Regions from separate parts of the Homo sapiens genome. Here region 2 is linked to region 1. A link is a loop called in an ENCODE intact Hi-C map of the cell type or tissue named here. Cell type or tissue: PC-3. All regions are shown on one strand. Each heading gives the region's core, and the rest is flanking DNA. Links, peaks and the distances in the headings are about the cores only. Region 1 holds the start of MIR4276 (microRNA 4276). Region 2 has its middle 38 kb from the start of HPGD.

The links. Peaks named below come from ENCODE experiments on the same cell type or tissue, not always from the same donor. Only the 100,000 strongest peaks of a DNase experiment are listed, where the experiment ranks them.
Region 2: it touches region 1 in a loop (1.9-fold over the local background); 2 of 110 quality-filtered maps call a loop at or near these places.

Annotation. Positions count from the first base shown.
Region 1 is chr4:174,421,341-174,425,742 of GRCh38, reverse strand. MIR4276 (microRNA 4276) reads right to left here and starts at 1,948; the gene lies at 1,879-1,948. In PC-3, for the core only: no CTCF peak of the experiment used is centred there; a DNase peak (open chromatin) is centred at 1,922; H3K4me3 peaks cover 367 bases; H3K27ac peaks cover 1,573 bases.
Region 2 is chr4:174,482,714-174,487,115 of GRCh38, reverse strand. No RefSeq gene overlaps it. Among named protein-coding and RNA genes, the nearest start is that of HPGD, 38 kb to the left of the region's middle. In PC-3, for the core only: no CTCF peak of the experiment used is centred there; no DNase peak of the experiment used is centred there.

The sequences.
Region 1 (4,402 bases), core at 323-4,322:
TGTTGGGATAATGGACTAAATTTGAATATTGGCTCTGGAAGAGGTATTCCTATTATATAAATGGTATATATATTTTTTTACTCTGGTAATTTTACTAGTTATTCAAGAGAATGTGTTTTTCTTAGGAAACACACACTGTTCGAAAGGTTAAAAAATGTTTATTAAGAGAGTAAATGATAAAGCAACCAGAGCAAAAATGTTAATAATTTGTGAATCTAGGTAAAGAATAAAATGAGGATCATTTGTTCTATTCGGATAATCTCTCTGTAAAACTTGAAATTATGGTAAAATAAAACGTTTAAAAAATTCTTGTTCTACTTTATTAAAAATAGAAAATTCTGATATTTTCCTTTTAAAAAAATAATCTCTGAAGTTAGATAACTGGAAACAAAAATTTACAAAGCTTCCCCACAGATCCTTATGAAATAAGTTTATGGTAGAATTAAACATATCCAGGTAACTCAATCTTTTGCTTTTAAGCCAAATTAATTGAGCCAAAAACAATACAGAGCTCTTAAAACATTTTGTTGATTTTTGATAAATTAAGTTGTCCCAGTATTGCCAAAATGTTTACAACAATAATACAACAAAACTGGCCAGGCACAGGGACTGACACCTGTAATCCCAGAACTTTGGGAGGCCAAGGTGGGAGGATCACTTGAGCCCAGGAGTTCAAGACCAGCCTGGACAACACAGTGAGACCCTGCTGTGATTGCACCACTGCATTCCAGCCTAAGCAACAGAGTGAAACCCTGTCTCCAAAAAAAAAAAAAAGAAAATAAAAGAAAAGAAAAAAAATCATAAAACTAACACTCTTCAGTCATTATATGATTTTCATTATTGAAGTTTTATATTTGCTAAAATACCTGTTTTTATTGATCCATCTAGTATTAATAGGTGTAACTGCAACATGTCCTTTTGTTTATGAGCTTAAAAATATAGCAGAAACTACTATAAATTGAGGATTTACTTATGCTAGGTATGGTGTAAGGAAAATTTTAAAAATAGCATTCTGTTTTTTGATCTTAAAAAATCCTATAGGTATGATTAGTACTTTATCTATTTATAAATAAGGAACTGAAGATAAAGAAGGTAAAGAACTTAGACCTAACTTCACACAGTTTGTAGTTTGTAACTGGCAGAGGTGAGGTTCTAAACCTAGTCAACAAGGCTAGAAAGCTAGTAGGTTTCCTAGCACCCTATGTAGTACATATGCTTGCTAGTACTATTAGTAATTCCAATGATTTTTACTTTGGGATTTGGCAAAATCTCTCAGGATAAATAATTCAAAATCATCAATTGTTAAGTAATTTTCCTAGATGAATTCTTGGAATCAAGATGATAGTCTGCTTAACATACGATTCCATTATCTTATCATGTCGGACTACAGCCTGGCAAAGGTACACTGCTCTGTTGAAAAATAATTTTTAAATATACTGTTATTAATCTGGAAGAAACTGCAATGTAGGAGATCTAGAAATAGATAATATTAATTTATTCTGAAAAATTAAAAGGACAGACTTGAGTAACAGACAAAATTTCCAAATAAGCAGATCTTGATTTTGAAGTTCAGGTTTTTATTCTATTTTAATTAAAAATCTAATAACAAAATCAAAAAACCCAGAAACAAAATCCTTGCAAATATTTTTCGTTTTGAACTTCTTTTTTATTACTATTATAATTTTTTGTTGTTGTTTTTACATGCAGAGATAGGGTCTTGCGAGGCTGCCCAGGGTGGTCTCAAGATTCTGGGCTCAAATGATCCTCCCACCCCAGCCTCCCAAAGTACTGGGATTGCAGGCATGAGCCACCACACCCAGCCTGTTTTGAAATTCTTTAAGTTTTCATATGAGCTGTCAAAAAGGTTTCTAGCTACCCATTGCTTTCAGACACAGTAGCTCTATTTACGTGGCCACTGCCAGCACATGAGTCACTGAGTCAGACTGTGACATGCCCACAGCATATCCCATTATTTAACTCATTGACTCAAGGAACACATAAGAAAAAATACACAGTCTACAAATTAATCACTTTAGCAAAATTGGCTTTACACATATTCCAGGATACGTGCATGATTAAGCAAGCTATATTTATGTCAGCAGAGAACTATAAATAGAATATTTATTTAGAGTCATCTTATCTAAGGAGATGTCTAATTTTTGTTGAATTTACACCTCAGATGTCAGACTCAACAGAAAAACAGGCAAGACATGCAGTTTTGTTTTATCTTCCTCCACCAGCCCCAATGCCAAATGTCACATGACACACACACATATACACACACACACACACACACGCAAAAAGGTTGTATTTCTCCGGTAGTCAGAATAGCAATAGCGAATTCAATGGTTCTATGAATGTCTGGATCATGTTTTGGAAAGAAGTAACACTTCTGCAGAAATTTTGTTTCCCTGTTTCTCTTAGATTCAAAGAGCTGGCAAACTGCCAAATCGGAAATTCTGCAAACTGGAAGTGCAAATTGTGTTATTTGTATTGTAATCTTTAACATGTGTCATTTCAATGATTCCCAAATCACACTATGAATCAAAATTAAAACTAAAAATGCAGGTTTTGATAAAATAGGATTCAATGGAAATGTAAAATTACATTTTAGCACAGTGTCCTCCATTGAATATGTTTCCTTCTTTCCCTCTTCCTCTTTTCAGTTTAGTCTCACACAGGTTTTAGATTTTATCTGAGGTTTGAGAGTAAAGTGTTGCATACCTTCCAAAAAGCTTTTGCCTTATTTCCAATTATTGCAATGCAATATTAGATAAGAATCCAAATAAGTGTGATTTATGGGTATTGTTACATTTATCTGGAAAAAAATGCAAACTTAAAAGTGTTTGACAGGGCTCACCACATGAGAAACATCTAGACCCTTCTAGCTTGTCAAAGAAATGGAAGACAATTGAAAGAGTTTGTAGTAAAGCGTGGAAAGGACCAATTTAATGATTTTGTTAAAAGAAATGAAAACAATTATGTCATTATAATATTACTGCTATAATATTATATGTTATATGTTGTTATAACAGAAAAAAGTCAACATCTTTCATCATTCATTTTTGAAATTAACTTCTGTCATACAATTGAACATTTGTTTTTGCTTCCTTTTTTTTCTCCAAATATTTGGGTTTAGTTGAGGTTCTGGAAAAAACTTAGTGTTTTACTTTAGACTAAATAAGCTTAAAATTCACTCAATATCAGCATAAAAACTTTTACCGGAACATTTTGCATAGGACCATATTCCTGTTTTCCATAAATTTAATCTACTAAAATCTAAGAGCCAGATCAGAATTCTTTTTTTGGCAGGCGAGCTTAGAGAAAAATTAAAACAATCAGATTGTTTTCTTGAGTCTCTATAAGCATACCTCCTCTGCACAGTGAATTGAAAATCCTTTTGCTTCCACATCTGATAAATAATACAATTAGTAACTCTAATAATTTTTATTTTTGATGGAATGAAAATGCAGTCATCACTTTGTGAATTTTTTTTTTTTTTTTTTTTGAGACATGGTCTTGCTCTGTCCCCCAGGCTGGAGTGCAGTGGCACGATCTCAGCCCACTGCAACCTCTGCCTCCTGGGTTCAAGCGATTCTCCTGTTTCAGCCTCCTGAGTAGCTGGGGCTACAGGCAGCTCCTGTGCCACGATGCTGGCTAATTTTTGTATTTTTAGTAGAGACAGGGTTTTACCATGTTGGCCAGGCTGGTCTCAAACTCCTGACCTCCAGTGTTCCACCCACCTCAGCCTCCCAAAGTGCTGGGATTACAGGCATGAGCCACCGTGCCCTTCTGCTTTGTGAAATAATTTAAGTGAATTCACATGCATGCAACTTCTCCCATGTGTGAAGCAAGTCAAACACAAGAAACATGATCTCCACATTCTGAACAGTAAATGGAATGTGAATATGGAATGAACAAATGTAATTAAACACTTATTCACTGGAAATGGACATATAATGACAAATATAAAAAGAAAAAATATGTAAGAATAATGTACCTGTACTCAAACTTGTCCTTCAGGCAATATTGTGAGAAATTTCTCCACTAAACCCAATGAGGAAACTGAAGAAAGTAAAATATTAGCATCCAATTTTCTTATGAGTTGATTCAATAAGCATTTACTAAATTCCATACAAAGTTTAAAATAACAATTCCTGCAGTCCTAGAGCTCTCATGGTACAGGAGAGAGAAATGTACACAGAAATTTACTGGTGTGGTGAGTACCACAACTTAGATGCTGACAGAGTACAGTGGGAACACAAAAGTGGAAATATGTAATCATGCACACAGACATCACAGAATATTTCATAAAGAAGGTAAATTTTCAGTTGAGTGACATATAATTACAAGGAACTCCCTAGACGGTTGCAGGGGAAAGTAGTTGCAAAGATATGGAAGG
Region 2 (4,402 bases), core at 135-4,134, 62 kb before region 1:
GACATACATTTTACATTTTTCCCTGCTACAATAAGGATTTCGACTTGCCACTTACTCCCTTCTAAAGCTTGTTTTAGTTTTCGTTTTCTTTTGTTTTCAGAGGGAGTTTTACTCTTGTTGACCAGGCTGGAGTGCAATGGTGTGATCTTGGCCTTTGTGATCACTGTAACCTCCGCCTCCGCCTCCTGGGTTCAAGCGATTCTCCTGCCTCAGCCTGCCAAGTAGCTGGGATAACAGGCACCCACCATCACACCTGGCTAATTTTTTTGTATTTTTAGTAGAGATGGGGTTTCACTATGTTGGCCAGGCTGGTCTTGAACTCCTGACCTCAGGTGATCCACCCACCTTGGCCTCCCAAAGTGCTGGGATTACAGGCATGAGCCACGGTGCCTAGCCTAAAGCTTGTTTTTAAGAATCGTGAGTAAAGATATCACTCTAACTCCATAGTTATTCAATGGTGTGATGTTTCTGGGGTCTATTCCCACAGTAGCTAATGGTCATGTAGTCATTTGCATGTAACTAGCCTATGCATTTTGCTTTCCAGATGTATGGATTTATTACTAATTCCTATCACTAATCCTTAAAATCATTTGTCTTACTACCGTGACTTAAGTATGTGTTAAAAAAAACACTGTCTCATTCTCACTTACAAGTGCTATGAAGGAAACAAGGCTACTAAAACATGTTGGGCCGGGCGCAGTGTCTCACGCCTGTAATCCCAGCACTTTGGGAGGCCGAGGCAGGAAGATCACTTGAGATCAGGAGTTTGAGGCCAGCCTGGCCAACATAGTGAAACCCCATCTCTACCAAAAAATACAGAAAAATTAGCCGGTCATGGTGGTGCGTGACTGTAGTCCCAGCTACCTGGAGGCTGAAGTGGGAGGATCTCTTGAACGTGGGAGGCAGAGGCTGCAGTGAGCTGAGATCACGCCACTGCACACCAGCCTGAGTGACAGAGTGAGACCCTGTCTCAAAAATAAATAAACGAATAAATAAATAAAACATGTTGACTGTCTTGTTAGATCCTACTACATTTTTAAGCTCAATCTGCTAGATTTAAATCGAAAGAGGATAAACTGGTAAATTCCTGCATTTAGGTTGCCCTAATTTCATGCTAATGATATACCATTATTTAAAATTTAATGTATACATTTACATAAATTTTTATTTGCCCCTAAATTCGTGTGTGGTGTGTGTGTGTGTGTAGAACTGAACTAGATCAATGGCTTTCAAATGTTTTGCTCCTATACCCACAAAGTAATTTTTATAACTATGTATTCTTTGTAATCATTGAGTAAGAGTAGCAGAGAATTCAGATAAACCCCTGAAATTCATGGCTTAACACAATAGTTTTTTTTTCCTTTACACACACAAGAATGTAGTGCTGTATTCAGTGAGCAGCTTTTCATGAGGTTGTTCAGGATCCTTCTACCTTGTAGCTCCCCTGTCTATAGCTTTCGAATCATTTACTTCCAGCCAGTGAACTGAAGAAGAAAGAATGGGGCAGGCATACCTGCTTCTTGAACATTTCAGCCTGGAAGTAACATGCATTATTTTTACTCGTAGTCCTCTGGTGAGACTAGTCCCATGGCCCTATCTAAATGCAAGGGATACTGGGAAATGTAGAAACTGTGGGTGATGCCTCCCAGAAACAACTCTACACACTACAGGGAGGCTGAGTTTTTGATTGACAAATCATTTGTCTTTGCCACACTTAATATCCCTATAAATCCCTTGCTCCTCACACTGAATACATTTTACTCCTACTCAACGGTAACATCCCAAAATCCTATGTAGTTACTATCCTCAATTTAGATTTAGAATCACCAACACATGCACAGTCCTCCCTGTCAGGATGCACGTGGCTTCTCATGATCTAGTGACCTATGAACTTAAAAGGCAATCTCTCTTATCTGCTATGTGTGTCCACACACACAAACACGGACACTCTAATGATGAGCGAGAAGAGAAAAACTGCAATAAAATACCTCATTTGGAAAAGAAAAGAATGGGATACATACCAGTCTGTGGTCAATAGCAATGAGACAGTCCTACCTTGTAGGCATTATGAGGTCTCTCTTCCGTGGCAGTGGGGAATTTCCTTGCTGATATTGAAATCTTCAGTTTGGGATTCGTGATTTTACCATGGTGCCCAGGAGCCTCTCTCTCTAACTTAGTGAATTTTTTCTTTGTCTCTTACCCTCCATCTTTTGGTGCCAAATCTTCTGGGAAGTTGTGGAGTTTACACATACTGTGTCCTATCATTGCAAGTTGCTTTGAAACCCAAGGCTTAAGTCTTAAACAGTTAAAAGCTTTTTTTATTATTATTATTTTGAGACGGAGTCACATTCCGTAGCCCAGGATGGAGTGCAATGGCGCGATTTCTGATCCCTGCAACCTCTGCCTCCCAGGCTCAAGCTATTCTCCTGCCTCAGCCTCCCAAGTTGCTGGGATTACAGGCACGCACCACCAGGCCCAGCTAATTTTTGTATTATTTATTTATTTATTTATTTATTTATTTATTTATTTATTTATTTATTTTTTGAGACGGAGTCTCGCTCTGCGCCCAGGCTGGAGTGCAGTGGCGCGATCTCGGCTCACTGCAAGCTCCGCCTTCCGGGCTCACACCATTCTCCTGCCTCAGCCTCCCGAGTAGGTGGGACTACAGGCGCCCGCCACCACGCCGGGCTAATTTTCTTTTATTTTTAGTAGAGACGGGGTTTCACCGTGTTAGCCAGGATGGTCTTCATCTCCTGACCTTGTGATCCGCCCGCCTCGGCCTCCCAAAGTGCTGGGATTACAGGCGTGAGCCACCGCACCGGGCCTAGTTAAAAGCTTTTAAATTCTGACTTGGGATTTCTTCAGCTCTGCATCGTATTAAAAAATTAGTAGGCTCTGATCTGTTTACTTCTAGTGAATTTCATTTGCTTTAAAACACTGAAATATTTTTAAAGTCACAAGTCATTAATAGTCATAATTTTCAAGCCTGATATTTTATTTTGCACCCTACCCACTCGTTATTCCTCTCTTCTTTCAACGTAATGGGAGTACACTGAGAAAAGCAGACTTGGATAGAACTCACACTTGCAATTTGTGTCATAACTAAGGGTTAATGGATCATTCATGCGGAAAACATTTCTGAGTCTTATCTTTCTGTGCTTAGAGACTAGAAGCAGTTGACTTTTCCAACCCAAAAAGCTCCACATTTTTGGATTATCTCTTCTTTAAGTTTTAATTGCAAACAAGCCAATTCCAGCCTGAGCTCACCTCTTGGTTCTATAATTTGCTAGATGTAATCAGAGAACACCAAAACATACCATCATCATTCTATCTTTGAACCCCTTCACAGAGGAATTGGTCTCGGTAGGCATGGGAGGTAACATACTCGCCAAATGTTTTATCTTTGCTTAACAGGGTCCTCCACTTTTCTAGCCTCACTGCCCACAACTCACCTGGGAAGCCAATGCCGGATACGTTAGGTTTGTTGTTGCTTGGCGGCATTTCACTTCTGGAATCAATCTGTATTAGCTAAGGTAATGCTCGGTATTATAGGAGATAATTCCCCAAATCGCAGGGGCTTAACAAAATAAAAATTTATTACTCTCAGATGCAAGAATTCAATGCAGGTGTAGAGTGGGCAGCATTCCAAGGTGGGTGATTGAAAGATTCAGGTCCTTTACATTTTATAGCTCCACTATCACTCAGAGCCTTGGGATCTACTCAGAGGGCGGACAAGGCACACCTGCTCCTTAATCACTTCAGCCTTTTCTGATACCCTTTGTAGAGCTGCTTAAACGGCCCCACCTGGGTGCAGATACCCTTTGTAGAGCTGCTTAAACGGCCCCACCTGGGTGCAGATACCCTTTGTAGAGCTGCTTAAACGGCCCCACCTGGGTGCAAGGCTGGGCTCCAGTGCTGGGAAATGTAAATTCTGCCTGGAAACCCACTTTCCAGCAACAGCGCTACCCTTTGGAAAGGTAAGTATTTATCTCTGGTGGAGAGCTAGCTATTTCTGCCATACCCCTCTCATATTTTTAAGTTTAAATATAATATATATAAGTTTAAATTCATGACAAAGTAATTACTTTCGTATATTTTCAATATTGGCTTTAAAAATGTCCAATGGGTGATAAATACTATAACCATTTTATGAACCACTTTAAAATTCGAGAACATGGTCCTTCTCAAGAGTCAGAAATTTTGTATTGTTTTGTTTTATCATTTAAATCATAATTGCTTCCTCTACAGAATTTTATTCTAAATATTTCTCTGTGAATTTTAAGATTATAGCTCTCTGCAACAAGTATACACACTACACACACACACATTGAATTTTGAATTTTGTTTTTCATAAGGTCTAAGTGGATCTGACAGTTAAAATAATTAATATAAAATTGATCAA